Regions from separate parts of the Homo sapiens genome. Here region 2 is linked to region 1. Evidence: chromatin contacts called from ENCODE Hi-C or POLR2A ChIA-PET data. All regions are on one chromosome and are shown on one strand. Each heading gives the region's core, a stretch centred on a gene start or an enhancer-like site at or near the end of the contact. The rest is flanking DNA. Distances are from core to core; before and after follow the strand shown. Region 1 overlaps HEMK1 (HemK methyltransferase 1, mitochondrial release factors N(5)-glutamine). Region 2 holds the start of DOCK3 (dedicator of cytokinesis 3).

Evidence for each region. A loop is a pair of places that touch in the nucleus more often than their neighbours do. ChIA-PET counts read pairs that join two places held with the same protein, here RNA polymerase II (POLR2A). Pooled maps may share reads with other maps.
Region 2: a loop to region 1 is called in a pooled map, with 2.0 times the contacts of the local background. The contact joins the promoter of DOCK3 here to the enhancer-like site in region 1. A Hi-C loop is called at or near these places in 1 of 50 pooled maps. POLR2A ChIA-PET finds 5 or more read pairs at or near these places in 5 of 52 experiments (H1, activated B cell, activated CD4-positive, alpha-beta T cell and 1 more).

The regions. Positions count from the first base shown.
Region 1 is chr3:50,589,324-50,592,923 of GRCh38, reverse strand. It overlaps HEMK1 (HemK methyltransferase 1, mitochondrial release factors N(5)-glutamine), which reads right to left. Exons shown (of 11, transcript NM_016173.5): 11 at 1-3,600. Among named protein-coding and RNA genes, the nearest start is that of CISH, 21 kb to the left of the region's middle. RefSeq lists enhancers at 1,987-2,096, 2,117-2,206, 2,277-2,336, 2,347-2,466. Within about 2 kb of position 1,908, at least 15 of the 41 ENCODE cell types and tissues checked have a DNase peak (open chromatin) inside an H3K27ac peak, as active enhancers do.
Region 2 is chr3:50,672,899-50,676,371 of GRCh38, reverse strand. It overlaps DOCK3 (dedicator of cytokinesis 3), which reads right to left and starts at 1,445. Exons shown (of 53, transcript NM_004947.5): 1 at 1,072-1,445. The coding sequence starts at 1,108. It overlaps MIR4787 (microRNA 4787), which reads right to left and starts at 1,292; the gene lies at 1,209-1,292. RefSeq lists a silencer at 1,192-1,481.

The DNA of each region.
Region 1 (3,600 bases), core at 659-3,158:
ATGGTGCTCAGGGTACAGAGGAGTAAATAAAAGCTGGAATAGCAAACTCCACGGGGCCAGCTTTGCCTCGGGCACAGTGCTCCAGGTCTCCTCCCACAGCCACAGCCAGCAGCCTCCTCTGCCCTTGGAGGGCGCACAGGACCTTGTTGGGCCTTCGGAGGAGAAGTAGGGTTGGGGGCAGGTGGTGACTCTGGCAGAGGCTCTGTTTCCTCTTCCAGCTCCAGGGCCCACCCCACTGTGACTGGCAGAGTCTGAAGGGCTGGGCTGGCCTGGGTGTGGCCCCAGCTACGAAGATCCTCCATCCAGAGTCTCAGGCTCTAGGGGTCAATTTTTGGCTTTTGTAGGGAAGTAAACAGGAGGTGGGAATGAGGGGACAGATGCTGGAGGGAGGCTGGCAACAGGGGAAAGTTCCAGAGGGTCAGAGAAAGTAGAAGCATTTGAGTAAAATTTGGAAGGCTGAATTTTATTCAAGGAATCAGGGAGGGAGGGTGGCAGGGAGAATGAGTTCCAGGTGCCCAGTACAGCTAAGCAAAGCACCGGTATTGGAAATCCTGGGGTTGGTTAGTGAAAGCTGGGAGGAGCCTGTGGTTAGTTCCCAGGCGGGTTTGCTGGGAGAATCACCAGCCTCCATTTCCCAGAGGTCAACGGAGTGTGGTTCTCAGGGGGTGCCAAGCTCCAAGCATGAAGCCAAAAAGGTCAGGGATGTGGATAAGGTCTGGTTCATTTCCCTCCCAGACCTGCCTCACCTTGCTGTGTGACACTGGGCAAGTCATGGGCCCTCTCTGAGCTTTGGCTCTCTTTTCTTTCTTTTTTTTTTTTTTCTGATGCGGAGTCTCACTCTGTCGTCCAGGCTGGAGTGCAGTGGTGCAATCTCCGCTCACGGCAAGCTCCGCCTCCCGGGTTCAGGCCATTCTCCTGCCTCAGCCTCCTGAGTAGCTGGGATTATAGGCACCCGCCACTACGCCCAGCTAATTTTTTTGTATTTTTAGTAGAGACAGGGTTTCACCGTGTTAGTCAGGATGGTCTCGATCTCCTGACCTCGTGATCCACCCGACTCAGCCTCCCAAAGTGCTAGGATTACAGGAGTGAGCCACCACGCCCAGCCCCATCTTTGGCCCTCTTTTCTATGACATGGGGCAGTGTTTGAGCTTACATGGGCTCTGCGCTCCCATGACTTGGAGGCAGTGGTTGGGCCTCTGAGGCAGAGTAACACCACACACACACAAACACACACACACACACACACACACACACACACACGTGCATGCATGCAACCCTGGCTTGGTTTCCAGAGCCTGGAGCTCCCCCATCCAAGGGAGGCCCTGCGTGGACACCTATGATTATGGACATGGACCCAGTTGGCCAGGTGCAGTGGCTCACGGGACCCGGTGCTCAAGGCCCACGCCCATGAACATACACGTACGTGTGGGTGCCTGTGCAAGGGTGTGTGAGTCTCTATGCTGTGTACATGTGATGTTGCTTGGCTTCCCCAGAGCCTAATGCCTCCCACGGCTCCCCACTGCTGACCAGAAAAATCGTAAGGACCCAGCTACTCATGAGGGGCCTGTCAGGAGGAGTCTATGTGCAAGTCCATGAGTTCTGCAAGGCCAGGGCCCCACCTGAACCATCCAACCTCCTGGGCCTGGCTTACAGTTGGTGCCTAATAAATGACTGTGCAGGAATGATGGGCCTGCAGGTAAGACAGGTGAGACAGGCCAGATGACAGCCTCAGTTACCCCTTCCCCAACTTTGGGAAGGTGGTCTCAGCCCTCAGCAATCCTAGGACCCCTCACGGAGGCTGTTGGCAGGAAAGGACTCGTCCCAGATGCTGTGTCCTCGCCTGACCTTGTATTCTGCCCCACCTAGTGGCCCTAAGGGAGGCTGAGGTACTGAGCTCTTGGCTGTGACTAAGCGGAAGGAAGACAGAAAGGAGGGGTGATACTGGGGCCCTAGGGTTTTGCTTCTCATTTCTCTCTTTCCAAAGCACAGTTAGTTCCCAGAAATGAAGGTACCCAGAAACAGTGAAACTCTGGGCTTTCAGGGGCACAGGGTCCCCCAGTCTTTCCACCCTTGGAGGCACCACCAAGGGCCTGGGTAAGTCCCTAGCCCATGTCTACTCATGGAGTACTTGGGGCAACCACACTGGAGCCTGGTGGGGCTCCCAAGGACCTTTCAGGAGCATGTGGCCCAGATTGATTTGCTGTGACAGATGCTGGGTGGGAGGTGCCGGGAGCCTCAGGCTATGGGGGCTGGAGCAGTTGGGGCAGACCTCCGGGAAGGGAATGGTCACGTGGGGCATCAAGTGCCCCAGATGCCCCACCCCACAGGAGTTCCTTTCGTCCATCCTTTCACTCTTCCTCTTTTTTTTTTTTGAAACAGTCTTGCTGTCGCCCACGCTAGAGGGTAGTGAGGTGATCTCAGCTCACTGCAACCTCCGCCTTCCGGGTTCAAGCGATTCTCCTGCCTCAGCCTCCCGAGTAGCTGGAATTACAGGCATGAGCCACCATGCCCAGCTAATTTTTGTATTTTTAGTAGAGACAGGGTTTCACCATGTTGGCCAGGCTGGTCTTGAACTCCTGAGCTCGGGTGATCTGCCTGCTTCAGCCTCCCAAAGTGCTGGGATTACAAGTGTGAGCCACCCTGCACGGCCCCTTTCTTTCTGGCTTCCTCCTCCCTTCTTCCTTTTCTTTCATTTTTAAAACATTTTTTTAAAATTATTATTTTTAAATTTTTTTTTTTGAGATGGAGTCTAGCTCTGTCGCCCAGGCTGGAGTGCAGTGGCATGATCTTGGCTCACTGCAATCTCTGCCTCCCGGGTTCAAGCAATTCTCCTGCTTCAGCCTCCCGAGTAGCTGGGATTACAGGTGTCCACCACCACACCCAGCTAATTTTTGTATTTTTAGTAGACGGGGTTTCACTGTGTTGGCCAGGCTGGTCTTGAACTCCTAACCTTGTGATCCTTGGCCTCCCAAAGTGCTGGGATTACAAACGTGAGCTACTGCGCCTGGCCTATTATTATTATTTTTGAGACAGAGTTTTGCTCTTGTTGCCTGGGTGGGAGTACAATGGCGTGATCTTGGCTCACTGCAACATCTGCCTCTCGGTTTCAAGCGATTCTCCTGCCTCAGCCTCTCAAGTAGCTGGGATTACAGGCGTGAGCCACCACACCCGGCTAATTTTTGTATTTTTAGTACAGACGGATTTTCACCATGTTGGCCAAGCTGGCCTCGAACTCCTGACCTCAGGTGATCTGCCTGCCTCAGCCTCCCAGAGTGCTGGGATTACAGGCGTGAGCCACCGCGCCCGGCCTAAAATTATTTTTTTAGAGACAGGGTCTGACTCTGATGTCCAGGCTGGAGTGCAGTGGCGCTATTATAGCTCACTGCTGTCTTAAACTCTTGTGCTCAAGTAATCCTCCTGCCTCAGCCTCCCGAGTAGGTGGGACCACAGGCATGTGCCACCATGCCCAGCTCATATTTTTAATTATTGAAAAAAAAAAAACCCAATTTTAAAAACCACACACAGACTCAAATGGGCACAGCACCAAATTATGACACATTAGAATCCTTCCTATGTGCTCAGAGAACAGGGTTTGTGCTG
Region 2 (3,473 bases), core at 196-2,695, 84 kb before region 1:
GAATAGAAGACCTCTCTGCTGGTCCTCGAATTTAAATAAATTCAATTTTCACACGATAACCTGCCTGATAGCATTCCAAAACATTCGTTACCACTGCAGTTTCAAGTTATTTTGTAGTGAATTGTGAACTAAATCTTGATTAAATTGCGGTAAAGATGGGAAACAAAAATCTATGTTTAGACAGGTTTCCTATCTAAAATTTTCCATTACGAGCTTAGGAAAAACAAAACCTGTACACTCAACATTTTAAATCTGTTTCTAACTGAACAAGATGATAGGTGATGCAATGAGGCTTAACTCTATCATGTAATTGCCACAAAACACTAACATTGTAAAACATTCAATACTTTAAATTACTGAATATTCTTTTTAAAGAAGTTGAATATTGTAAGAATTATTTAGCTTCTGGAGTTTAACACTTACAACATTAAAAAAAGGTTTCTAAGAGGAATAAGGTCTCATCTGAAAACAGGGTTTAAAAAAAAAACCGTATAAACATTGATACATGTCCAAAAACATTTCCCATCGTAAGGTATTATTTCTAATACTAAAGGCAAAACAAATTAAAACAGATCAAACATTTGCAGTCAAATGTCCAAATTTTTGAACTGGGAAAATGATGTCAACGTTTTTCATCCGTTTTCTTGTAAGGTTCCAGATCAAAAATAAACAGCCATCGGGCTCATCAATTCAGGTGCGGAAACTCATTAAAATCGAGCTTTTGGAGGGGAGAAAACATATTCCCAGAATTTGGTTTATCGGGTAAAATTGCCCCGTGGCCCACACCAGAAACCTCGGGCAACTGCCCGGGCCTTGCCCACCCCTCCCGCGGGCCGCACCTGCCAAGGCCGCACCGCCAGCGCCCCCTGCCGCCCTCTCTGCACAGAGACCCGCGCCCACCCCCGCACCCGCACCCGCACCCGCACCTGCCCCCACCCCGCGCTCGCCCCGCGCCGAGGCCGCGCAGCCTGCGGGCAGTGGCGGGGGCACGAGGATGCGAATCCAGGCGGGGCCGGGAGCTGGGCGCGTCCCCCAGAACCCCCGCCACGGCCAGGCCTGAGCCTCACCTACCTACGCCGTATTTCTCCTCCTCCGTGGGGGTCCACATGGCCGTGCCGGGCGCGGCCCCGCGGGCGCGGCGACCGGGCGACAACGCGGCGGGGACGGCCGCGGGCCCGGCTGTGGCGCACCGCGAGTCGAGGCGGGGACGGTCAGGCGGCGCGGGGCAGTGGGCGGCGCATCCCTCACAGGCCGTCCGGGATGCCGCCGCCACCCCCGCCACGTCTGGACCGCGAGGCTCCGCGGGTGGCCCAGCAGCCCCTGGCGGCGCGGGCGAAGGCTCGCCACCTGTCCGTCGCCGCTGCTCCCGTGCCGCCGCTTGCTTCTTCACAGCTCCGCCGCCCGGCTCCCGGCGCCGCCGCGGCTCGGCTCGCCCCAGCGGGCTCGCAGGACGCCCGCGCATGCGCCACTCCCTGCCGCGCAGGGGCTCGCGCTGCCCGGGCTCGCGCCGTCCCGAGCCCGCGCGCGAATCCACGCGCCGCTGCTGCGCGCCAGCGGAGGGAAATCCGCGAGAAGCTATTGGACTGCCCGGCCCCGGACCGGCTTCTAGAATCGCTGGTCCGGGGCCCTCAGCTGCAGCAAACCCCGGAGGGGGCGAAGCCGGTCAGGTGGGCGACTCCCTCTACCCGGACTCCCCACTCGCTTCCGCTTCCAGTGCCTCCTGCCTGCGCCCCGAGATGGCCACAGGCCTCCTGGTCGGAGAGGGGAGATCCAGAAAAGGAGGACACGACACCATTTTCAGACCCATCCCAGTGTCACCCACAGTGCTGTCGGAAAGGTCCCCGGAGCCACCCTGTGCATTCCCAGGGCCCGCAGGATGGAGTCGCCACGAGGGAACCAGGTGGGGTGCACTCGTGCCCCTCTCTCCTGGATCCCCTGTGGGCTGAGGCCGCTGACACCTCCTGGGTTCTTGCTTCTCTGAGATGGCCTGAGTGGTGAATGTTTGGGGCCAGAACAATCAACAGCCGCCTTGCTAGTAAGGAAGAGCTTCATTGGGCCCTTCGTGTTCCTACCCAGGACACGGCATCTGCTGCTCCTGGGTGTCTGCCTCCCTTGGAGCCCTAAGAACTGGCTCCTACCGGAAACTTTCCTCCTCTCTCTCCTCCCTAAGAATCCATTCATTCTGATGCCTGTAAATGTCACCTTGTGACCCCCAAGTCAACCACTTACCAAAGAACAGGAACTGCAGGACTTCTCCTTTCCACCTACATTTGGACCACATGCTCTAATCCCAGCAGATTTGCCCATCTCTGTCACTAGCACTACTAAGTCAAAACCCTGGTGTCATCCTTCACTAGCACTCTCAGACACCACCACTCTTCAAAGCCCAGCTCAGCCCCTCACCTCCAGGAAGCCTGCCCTGACCCATAGTCTCCTTTCCTTCTTTGTCTGGAATTGGAGCTATGTTCGGTTTGTCTTATTTCCCTTATAAGACTGTCAGCTCCCAGAAGGCAAGCTCCAGGCTAAAATCAACTTTCTAAACCCTCACCACCAACCCAGCACCTGTTGTATAGTTGTTGCATGGGAAGCCAGACTAATAGAAGAATATCTTGCAATCAACAGATCTTGTTGATTCTTCGTTCAAAGTGTCATGATTGGTAACTCCTCCCAGGCCTGACTGTGCTCCCCTGGGTTATGGCCACCCCTTCCCACCTTCGGACCTTTAGGCTCCTCCTCTCACTAATCATAGCTGCCCACTCCCGCCCAGAAAAATGTCTGTTCTGTGAATGATAGAATTTCTCAATAGCCAGGTACACTTCTTTTTAGGGGTAGCAGGGGTGTCCAAGAACATAACGAAAGAGCTAACTGTTCCAAGAAGATAGACCCCTCCCCGGTGGCCACCATGGAAGTATTCTATGGAATGAAGCCACATTCTTACAAAACTCTCCAGGTAGCTATTCAACAAGTGGGGCTGAGCTACGCAGGCCTTCAGGGAACAACCTTAAAGCTCTTATTTCATCCTCTAAGTTCACTCCCTTGTCTGCTGTATGTGATGACAGTCACAGAGCCTAAGGGCCAGTTTTTCCAAAGTTTATACTCTTGTTCCCAGTCTGAATCCATCTTAGATTATGGCTTTCCCAGATGAAGAAAATTCTCCATGATTGCACACCTCAGCTCCAGGGTGGAAGGGCATTAAACCCAACCAGGGAAGGGAAAAGAAGGGACCAAAGTGAGAAGGAAGGGACTTAGTAAGCCTGGACTCCTACACTCTTGCTGTTTGTATAAATTTAGATTGTTTTTGTGAGTTGAAGCAAAAGGGCATAGCACACATTGGCCTTCAGCAGGACCATGCACCTGCTCTCTTATCCCCCTAGCATCTGCTCTGATCCTTTCCTTCCTCAGGCTCCCAGTCCACTCAACACACCACACACACACTCTCTCAGCATATGAGCTGCCTTCCAGCTTGCCTCTGA